Regions from separate parts of the Homo sapiens genome. Here region 1 is linked to region 2. Evidence: chromatin loops called from intact Hi-C (ENCODE). Cell type or tissue: heart left ventricle. All regions are shown on one strand. Each heading gives the region's core, and the rest is flanking DNA. Links, peaks and the distances in the headings are about the cores only.

Region 1 (5,385 bases), core at 281-5,280, 68 kb before region 2:
GTTTGTACTTCCCAGTTGTTTCTGCCTAGTCAGTTAACATAAACAAACCCTTAGCAGGGAATTTTAAGTTACAGCCTGGTGCCTGGTGCGGTGGCTCAAACCTGTAATCCCAGCACTTTGGGAGGCCGAGGCGGGTGGATTATCTGAGCTCAGGAGTTCAAGACCAGCCAACATAGTGAAACCCCATCTCTGCTAAAAATACAAAAATTAGCCGGGTGTGGTGGCACCCTCCTATAGTCCCAGCTACTTGGGAGGCTGAGGCAGGAGAATTGCTTGAACATGGGAGGCAGAGGTTGCAGTGAGCCGAGATCGCGCCACTGCACTCCAGCCTGGGTGATAGAGCGAGACTCTGTCTCAAAAATAAAAACAATAGTAGTAGTAATAATAATAATAATAATAATAATAATAATAATAATAATAATAATTTACAGCCTAATTAAGGCTGTAAACAAAAACTATCAGTAGGCCTAACGCCTGGGTTCTGGCCCTACCTCTGCCATGTCTCTAGAGGCCTTGTGATTCGGGGCAAGTCAGTCTCTGTGAAGCTGGGCCCCCTCATCTAGAAAGTAAAGATTAAAATGTTGACTTATGCCTGCTTCACAGGGCTGCTGGGGGGATCGAATGAGGTCCTGTGTATGATAATACTTTTGTTGTTGTTGTTGAGATGGAGTCTCACTCTGTCACTGGGCTAGAGTGCAGTGGTGCGATCTCAGCTCACTGCAACCTCCGCCTCCCAGGTTCAAGCGATTCCCCTGCCTCAGCCTCCCAAGTAGCTGGGATTACAGACACCCACCCACACGCCCAGCTAATTTTTTTTTTTTTTTTTTGTAGTTTTAGTAGAGACGGGGTTTCACCACATTGGCCAGGCTGGTCTTGAACTCCTGACCTCGTGATTCGCCTGCCTCGGCCTCCCAAAGTGTTGGGATTACAGGCGTGAGCCACCGCGCCCAGCCAAAAATACTTTTAAGATTACAAACACTAGACAAGAATGAGAGATGAATTATTTTGTGGATAACCTGTTCTTAATTTCATAAAACAATTTCTTGGCCATGAGTCCTCCATAGAAAAGCAATACCCAAGTGTAAACTGTCTATATTCAGTAACAGTCACCTGAGTACTGAGAGTAAAACTACCTCTACAGACTATTTCTCTATAGATTATTTCATGGGAACTCCAGGAAAAACAAAAACAAATGAAGCAACAACTATTAGAGTGAGTTTCAGAGCAGCTGAAATAATTTATTTTCATTGCATTTATTCCTTTGTCTCTTTATTAAGAGTATTAGCTCATTATAGAACAATGGAGAAAAAACATGAATAAATAATAAATAATATTATCCTTCATTCAGTAATAACTTAATATTTAGCAGATTTCCTTTGAGAATTTATTATGCATTTATATTATCGTTACCACTTAAAATCATTTTTAAAGTAATTCAGCTAGAAATCAAATTGTTAATAGTGGCAAAGTAAAGAAATGGGACTGGAAAGGAGAAACTTTTACTTTAAATATTTCTGTACTGTTTGAATTTTTTATGAAAAAAAGTGTTTGTAAAAGCAGATGACTGAGTAGTTAGTAAATGAGTTTTTAGTATTTGTGAATCAACCCCTAAATGCAAAGAACAAAGGGAATATAGTCCTTGTCCTTACAGCCAAAATCTGGCTTTTGCACTCTGTATTCTGTTTTACAGCAAAACATGCTTTGCGTACTCAATGAACATTGATTAATTCTGTCTCTCTAAAAGTTTACACAGTTGACAACAGCACACACTAGATTATAGTTTTAAAGGGACCATGCTATAAACAAAAGATCTAAGTATAATTTTTTAAAGATCATACACAAGAAAGTGGTGTGGGTCAATCACACTTGCAGAATGAAGGACCATTTATTATTTGGCTACAACTTTACATAGACTACTTCATTTAACATTTATAACTATCGCAGTAAAGTAGTTATGAGCCTCCATGAGCTGTAGTCTGCAAAATTAGGGAATGAGTAATTTCTCAGGTTCACAAAGGAAGTACAGTAATTGATAGAATCAAGATTTAAACCTGGGACTGTCAGATCCCAAAGTTGGGTGTTTCTAGTTATTGCACTACCCAGCCCCTCCATATTCCAGAAGCAGCCTGGGCATGGGAAAGCAGAGGAAAGAGCTGACTCTGCATAAGTGGATGATTGATCACTCTCTAAAAGAGATTTCCCTATGGAAAACTGGGTGACCTCTTTAAGTAGACACTGAATAATAAATAATAAATGACCGTCCTTCCTATAAGCATAATTGATGCAAACCTCTCTTCTGGCTTTGTTTTTCCAGGGGTGTGATTTTTTTGTGTCTTACACTGATAACACACTTAAGTTAGCAGGCCATCCAAATGACTGCTAACTTGAGTTTGCAAATCTTTCTGATTTTTTATCTTATATGGTACGGATTATACCTGCCCATTCTTTAAGAATTGCACATCCACTGTCAGCTTGCGTAAGACATTCCCAAAAGGATAATCCAAATTCCGACCATGGTAAATGTGGCCTCTGGAGTCTTGAGCCACAATACTGGTGCAGAACCTGAGAAAAGGGAAAAGTCCAACATGAATGAATAAGACAAATAAGAAAAAAAAGGAAAAGGAGTTTTTCATTTGTAAAACAAATCCTCAAAGTAAAAGTTTTTCTTCCTTATAACTGATATATGTGCTATAATGCTTGTATAAGAATATAGATTAACAATTCAAGATGAAAAACACAACTGGATACAACTCATCTGTGTTCATTCAGTGTTTCTAGGATCTTTACCCTTAGCACACATGGAGGGCATCATAAGCATAGTAAGTGAGAATTTCATCCTCAGTCTAAATCTGAAGTGAAACTAACCCATCCTGGGCTCAGGACACCTCTGAACTCTGCTTTTTCCTCTGCATGGCAGCATGTATTCTATTTAACACATGATTCAAAGCCAGCTCAAGCTCACCTCTCCATATATGAATTCCTCAGAGCAAATAAAGTAACACTAAACCATTGTTTCACAAATGTTTCATTTTGTCCCCTTGGGAAAATGGCTGGCTCTTAAGGGACTTGGCACTTTTCCTTTCTCTCTCCAGCTCCTTGCACAGAGATCATAATTTTAAAAAAGGGGGAATCTCTATGAACAGAAGTATTGTGAGAAAAAGAGGAGGAGGCTTGTTAAGTATCTATCCATATTCTCTGAGAATATTTAACTGTACATGAAAAAATATTTATATACAGTATGTCCAATACCAGAGGGAAAAATATGTATATCCACATGAACAAAACTGAGAGAAAATATCCTGAAGGGTTTTTCTGGTCATTTTTTAATAACAGGATGGTGGTTAGCTTTGTTTTTTTACTTTTCTACATTTACTGATTTTCTACAACGATTACATGTTACTTTTATAATTGGGGAAAAAAGTGTTACTTTTTGTTTGTTTGTTTTAAGATGGAAACTTGGGCTGGGCAAGGGCACAGTGGCTCATGCCTGTAATCCCAGCACTTTGGGAGGCCAAGGTGGGTGAATCATGAGGTCAGGAGTTTGAGACCAGCCTGGCCAACATAGTGAAACCTCATCTCTACTAAAAATACAAAAATTAGCCGGGCATGGTGGCGCACACCTGTTGTCCCAGCTATCTGGGGGGCTGAGGCAGGAAAATCGCTTGAACCAGGGAGGCGGAGGTTGCGATGAGCCAAGATCGTGCCACTACACTCCAGCCTGAGTAACAGAGTGAGACTCCGTCTCAAACATAAATAAATAAAATAAAATAAAGACGGAAACTTGGTCAGTTTTAATTCCCTCCAAGGTTTCTGTTATTTATTTATTTATTTATTTATTTTGAGTCTCTGTCACCCAGGCTGGAGTGCAGTGGTGCAATGTCGGCTCACTGCAGCCGTGACTTCCCGGGCTGAAGCGATCCTCCCACTTCAGCCTCCTGAGTATCTGGGACCACAGGCGCAAGCCTCCACATCCGGCTAATTTTGTGGTATTTTTTGTAGAGACAAGGTTTTACCATGTTGCCCAGGCTGGTCTCGAACTCCTGGGCTCAAGAGATCCATCCACCTCAGCCTCCCAAAATGCTGGCAATGCAGGCGTGAGCCACTGTGGCCGGCCACCCTCCAAGGTTTCTGAGCTTAACTTCAAAGAGTTCAGGTCAGGGAGGGGACTGGTAAGACATGGGAAGTACTAAAGCAAAGTTTGTGGGATCTCTCTCAGAGGCGATTTTTCAAAATTGGCAAGATAACAATACTTCCATCTCAGGCCCAAATGTTGTAGTGTGATGCAGCAGTGCACAAGCATGGGAGACAAATGAGGAAACAGGCTCTGCTTTGAAAGGCACTGCAGCGAACTGGAGATTCCCATGCTTTTAGCACTCACCAGCCACCTGACTTCCAGCAAGGTGGCCCCACTGAGGCTTGGTTTCCACATCACAAAACAGATGATACCATCTTCCCCACGGGACTGTGTTCATGAAGTGCCTGGCACCCAGTAGGCTCAATAAAGGGTAGCTAGTATTATTCTAATTCAAGAAGGCTTACTTCCAACATGAGAAGAAAGCATTTCCTTTGTTAATGCTAGTGAATTGAATGGTGCTATTAGGCAATTCAATAAATACCTTAGTATCAAATCCAAAAGTTAGAATGTTTTTACTAGAACTTTTGCTTTAATGTGTTTGAATATGGTGACTCCAACAGATGAGGGTAAAAATGATTCGTGATTTTTCATTGAGAAAGCTGTAAGTTAAAAATAGGAAAAAGTTGGAGGTAGGAGAGGGAGGTGGTAAAATTATAATAACTTAGTTCAACTGAAAAGCATGTTATTTAGCAGGCCTGTGTCTTTTCTGTGCCTGAAAGCATTTCCTGAAGAGGAAGGCAGTCCCAGTGCTTTTTAGCTTACTCTGCCTAGGTGTTCTGGGAAAATGCCTGGGCCAGTAAAGTTTCATTATTCCAAGATCTTTTCTACCCCCATCATCTTTAGGCAGCAAGAAGCTCTAAGTATGTACAAGAGGTTACGAGATGAAGCTAGTCTGCTGGCAAAACAATAAGTATTGAAGGAAGAAACCAAGTCAAAACCTCTCTTTATTCCAGGGCCTATTACTGAGCCCATAAACCTTTAGTGGTCCCCTGCACTTTGCCTGGGATCAACCACACACTCCATGTTGCTTTCACTTCTGGGTGCACTTTTTTTCTTTGATATGGAATCTCGCTTTGTCGCCCAGGCTGCAGAGTGCAATGGTGCCATCTTGGCTCACTGCAACCTCTGCCTCCTGGGTTCAAGTGATTCTCCTGCCTCGGCCTCCCAAGTAGCTGGGATTCACAGGTGCCCGCCACCAGGCCCTGGTAATTTTTTTGTATTATTAGTAGAGACGGGGTTTCACCATGTTG
Region 2 (5,384 bases), core at 385-5,384:
GGTTGTTAGTTATATACTGTCTACCTGTGAGATGCAAGGTAAGTGGGTCACAGACTCTCAAATTTATGAAACACTTAGATTTTTCAGGGAAGTTACATGAAGGAACTAGGGAGTTTCATGATTAGATAAGACGTTCGGGTGGGATCTCCACCGGACAGCACTCTAAATCATCAGCAGTGTGAGCAGTGATTCAATTTGGGAAAGTGAGTATAGGTTTAAATTCTGGCCACAGACAACCTCTCCTACACAATTCACTGAACCTCCCCTGGAAGGAGGTTTCCACATCCTGCAGAGGCTAACTGGGCACCAATCATGCTTCCACTAACCGACTTGGCTGCTTCCTCTAGCGCTTAGTACTTCACCGTTCCCTTTCTTCATGGGAGATGGTGTGGTAATTGATAATCACAATACAAACTCTGAAACAAGTAAACGGACAATAAAACTCATATTTGCCTAAAATGAGTTTCGATAAGGATCTCGGTGGCTATCTTGTTAGATCTTAGAAAGCTGAGGCTTATTGAGAAAGCCCTTTTCCTTCGGGAAAAGGAATTTTTGTATGGTTGGGAAAAGGTTGGTCACTGGCTGATCTATAAAGTCCTTTTCATTGTAAGATTATATGATTTTCGGTAAACTGTATATTTTTTAAAAACAGTCCAGAATATCCGCAAGTGTTTTACCACGTGCTTCTTATTGTTGGAGAAGCTGAGCAAACATCCTGTCATAAAAAGACAAGGATGTTGCATCATCCCTGGTCCCTGTAGTGAGTGTCCTGAAGATAATAAGTAAGAGGTTACCAGAGGCTAGCCAACATGGAGTAGCCAGGAAAGAGCCAGCACCTGCTCTGAGACAATGGTCTGGTTGCCATCCTGCCCATAACAACATCAATTAAAAAATTATTAAAACCTAGTTCCACAGTATTATTAGGCACTGTGGAAGAAACAGGGAAATATACTGTGGCTCTTGCCCTCAAGGAGCTGACAATCTGGTTGGAGAGATAGGATAAACACCCAAGAATTAGTTAACCATTGAGTGTTCACCCATGTGGTACTGAACCAAGTGAAACAGGAGTTTTAAGATAATTTGTGTGTCCAAAAAGGTTTATTTAAGAGGCAGGACTTGAACTAAGCTGGACTGAGTGAGGATGAATTGGGAGAAGAAAGCACTTCTGTGGGGTGTTGGGGACAAGATGAGAAAGGAGTTGACTCAGATAAATCAGAGCATATGACAGGTGCACTGGAGAGAAGAAAGGCACTGCATTGTGGTAGGATGGAGAAGAGCTGACTTGAATGAAGCAAAGGGGAACAAAAAGAAATAAAGTGGTCAGCCTGAGCGGGCAAGATGGAATCACATGGCTTCCAAAGCCAGAAAGGAGGCTCTGAAAGCCACACACTGGTGATCTCCAGTGGTGATACCCAATAACAATCAGCATGAATCTCTCAGACACATTGTGTGTGAGGCCTGTAGGCTGATTCAAATACAGAGGTTGATGGCCACAGCAGCTTGGTGAGGTCCAGCTCAATTTCAAACTGCTTGGCTCACCAGCATGCTAACAGGCTTAGGACTTGCTGACATGTGCCTCAGATACTCTCTGGAGGCTGCAGTACGTGGAAGCCTAGGGCTGCTCTTCCAGGCAGCTGTTGTGAGTGGGATGTGGTTGGGTGAACATCTGTGTAGACATGGGTATTGCTAAAATCATGGCCTTAAGCATGATGAAATTCAACTGGTGGGTGGTAGAAGAACAAAGACAATCATAGCCTTTAACAATTCTTAACGTTTGGATTCTTAAAATCAACTTTCTAACTTTAGTTACAATTTCAGAGTAATGTTTTAAATTTTCTAGTCAAATTAATAAGCCTTTGTATTATATGCCATCCTCCTTTGGAATGATAGCGGTATAATTAAAATAGAACATTTTTAACACAGAATACTTATTGGTGAAGTGGTCTCTTATGTAGTCTTCTTTTGACGAGAACGTTGAGATTTTCGAACTTTCAGAACTTTCTTTTTTTGATGTTTTTTCCCATTCTTTTGCTTTTTCTTTTGGCTGACCTGTGAGAAGAAGGGGAAAAAGGGCAATGTTTCTGAATCTTACCATTTTTACTTCCTTTTATTTGGACTCTCCTGATCATTGTCTCATACCCACATAGTCTCAAAACCACATTAAAGTCACTTCACTCTCAGAGGGGCTCCCTTAGATTCTCTCTACTTTGCTCACTTTGAGGAGGAGGCAACAGCCTTCAAACTGGCTGTCTTTTGTCTATTCTTCTGGCTTATTACATTCTCCTGGCAACCTTGCTTACCACTCACCTGCCCCAGCTACAACCCTCTGAAGGTGGCACTATTATCATCCACGTTTTACATAGGAGGAGGCTGAGTTCTGGAGAGGGTGACTTTCCCAAATCTAGACAGCTAGTATGTGGCAGAACCTCCAGTCTGTGAGACTCCAGAACCCAATCTCCCACCCACATATTCTGTGGCTCTCTTCAAATCCAACTCCTTAGTATGCCATGCAGGATTCCTCCCGCTTTGTCCTGATCTACTTTTCTGCCTCAGTCCCTTCACTCTCTTCACACAAACTCCAGCCACATTAATGGAGGCTCCCTGAACACAGCAGGTTCTCTCATGATTCTACTCTTCTGCTCATGCTGTCCTTACCTTCCTGGCAAATTATTTATCCTTCAAGACCCAAATCAAATATCACCTGACATGAGAAATCTTCCTTAACACTTTCTCCTGCCCCATTCCCCCAGCAAAGTTAAGTACTCCCTCCTCTATGTCGTCAAGATTCTTGTGCATACTTTTATATTTCTCACATTGTACCATAATTATTAGCATATGCACTACAACAGGAAGGGACTATACCTTATTATCTTTGTATCCTGTGTCTACCATTCAATTCATTACATATTTATTGTATTAAATAAGGACAAGCTCTGTACCCCCAAGGAACACACATTCTTCCAGTGGGAGACAGAGAGGGGATACTATATGTAGGAACCTAATTTTGTCCTAGGAACAAAATAGAAGCACCATAATATGAATGAAAAATGTATTCTTAAAAGTTATGTATTCTTATAGTGTTAATGAAAAAGCAGATTCTTTGTCTTCTAAAGTTAATTTCTAAAAGAAAGAAAATTTTGATCTTCCTTTTCACCAACCTGTTTCTCCCACTTTTTAATCAGTTCCTTCACATCTGCTGAATCTGGGTTTAGACATGTTTGAACTCCATTCTTCAGTGTAGCACTGCCAAAGAAATAGCAATGAGATAGTTTTTTCTCATTAATAATTTAAATGCTTCTTCTCAGAAATAATGAAAATCAGTATGAATTGTGCTGAATTTTCTAATGAAACTACTTAAAATTATTTCCTAGGACAAGATGAGTCACTGGTTGAATTTTTTTTTTTTTCTTTTTTTGAGACAGAATTTCGCTCTGTTGCCAGGCTGGAGTACAGTGGTGCGATCTCAGCTTGCTGCAACTTCCAACTCCTGGATTCAAGCGATTCTCCTGCCTCAGCCTCCCGAATAGCTGGGACTACAGGCATGCGCCACCACGCCCAGCTAATTTTTGTATTTTTAGTAGAGACAGGGTTTTACCACATTGGCCAGGATGGTCTCAATCTCTTGACCTCATGATCTGCCCACCTCAGCCTCCCAAAGTGCTGGGATTACAGGTGTGAGCCACTGCACCCGGCCCTGGTTAAATTTTAAAAATTACTTACAGTAGACTGTCTGGAAATAATTTAAATGTTCCTTTAATTTTTCTGTATAGTCTGAGAATAAGAGTAGTCAAGGATGACTTATAAAGACAAAATATGCACACATCCTTCAACCTAGCAATCCTAATCTCTAGAAAGGAAAGAATTACAGACACAATACTGCCACAGTAAGTTTTATTTCAGCAGTAAAAATTTGGAAATAATCTATATTTCCAACAATAATCCTGGTCATATAAATTATGGTTTATCCATATGATGAAATACAGTTTGGCCATTAAAAATGACATTAAGTAAAAATGACATTATTAGAGATTTACTGACACGAGAAAATGTTCATGATATAGTGTTAATGAAAAAGCAGATTACAAAACAGTGTATAGTATATGATTTAATTTTTGTGCTTATATACGTGTATGTAAAAACATATCTATGTTATGTGCACACGAAGCAAGTAAGGAAGATTTAGAAAACTGTATACTAAGGGGTTAACAGTATTTGTCACTCAAGGGTAGAATTATGCGTGATTTTTATTTTCTTCTATTGTGTTACCTGCATTAAACATTTTGTACAATAAACATGTGTCATTCTTGGGGCCTAATCTACCAGAAATTCCTTGCATTTTTAAGGAGAAGAAAAGAAAGGAGCTGCCCAAATTTATGGAGGGGGTAACCATCTGATTTTTAAGTGTTTGTATGGGCAAGCACTCCAAGGGTAAAACTCATGCTAAATTTAATGTTCTTGCCAATATGGTGCATGCATGTTAGCTGGGTTGTTACTTACATGATTTCAATTTTCTCGCAGGAAGGGCTTGGGGCAAATTGTTTAAGGTCTTTCAAGGATTGTAGGTGGATAGTCCCTTGGTTGGTGCTGATGCAGGAACAGCGACCCTTTCTCACTACTGGGGTTCCTGAGGGAAAGAAAAAGATAGAACACATCAGTATAGGCCAATGTTTCAGTTTAGGTGATCTATCAAAATGATACACTTGACTGAGTCATGATTATTGCTATCATTTACCGAGTGCCTAAAAATAATCACCACAAACCTTTGAAGGAGGTATCATCTCTATTTTATACATAAGGAAACTAAGGTTCAGAAAGATTAAGAACAAAGTCATACAGCTTTTAGGGAGCAGGGGCAGGGTTTTAGCCCAGATCTCTCTGAGTCCAAAGGCGTTGCTCTTAACTACCACACCGTAAGTCCGTGGGAGAAAAAGAGACTTTCACAATATTTAATAAATGCCTATCACAAGACAAACAGATAACTAATTCATGTATGCTATGCTGATCACAGTTTCTTAAGCAACTCCTAAACCATCTATTATTTATTATCTGACCTTAAGGAATGGAACTGGTGTTGGTGTTGAATAGAAAGCACTCCTTTGTAACCAATCACCACTTTCATCCTCATCCTCTCTCCTCCCCACTGCCTTGCTTTTCAATAGTGTTTTAAATTTTTGAAAACCCCTTAAAATACATTATCTTAATTCTTAAATTCATATATTTACTTGGTACTTATTGTACCATATGCCATACATTGTGTAGCAGTCAGAAAAGGTATAACTACAAAGTTCTATTTTACAGATGATGAGGAAACTGAGGTCTAGAAAGATTAAGTAATTTGTCCAAGGTAACAAAGATAGTTAGTAAATAGATTAGGGACAAATTCT

Evidence for each region. A loop is a pair of places that touch in the nucleus more often than their neighbours do. Peaks named below come from ENCODE experiments on the same cell type or tissue, not always from the same donor. Only the 100,000 strongest peaks of a DNase experiment are listed, where the experiment ranks them.
Region 1: it touches region 2 in a loop (10-fold over the local background); 13 of 110 quality-filtered maps call a loop at or near these places.

Annotation. Positions count from the first base shown.
Region 1 is chr4:75,933,674-75,939,058 of GRCh38, forward strand. It overlaps NAAA (N-acylethanolamine acid amidase), which reads right to left. Exons shown (of 11, transcript NM_014435.4): 3 at 2,436-2,562. Among named protein-coding and RNA genes, the nearest start is that of NAAA, 4.6 kb to the right of the region's middle. In heart left ventricle, for the core only: no CTCF peak of the experiment used is centred there; no DNase peak of the experiment used is centred there.
Region 2 is chr4:76,001,651-76,007,034 of GRCh38, forward strand. It overlaps CXCL9 (C-X-C motif chemokine ligand 9), which reads right to left. Exons shown (of 4, transcript NM_002416.3): 2 at 4,498-4,624; 3 at 3,159-3,243; 4 at 1-2,049. The coding sequence ends at 1,948. SDAD1-AS1 (SDAD1 antisense RNA 1) reads left to right here. Exons shown (of 3, transcript NR_125906.1): 3 at 3,423-4,292. Among named protein-coding and RNA genes, the nearest start is that of CXCL9, 3.2 kb to the right of the region's middle. In heart left ventricle, for the core only: no CTCF peak of the experiment used is centred there; no DNase peak of the experiment used is centred there; H3K27ac peaks cover 1,402 bases.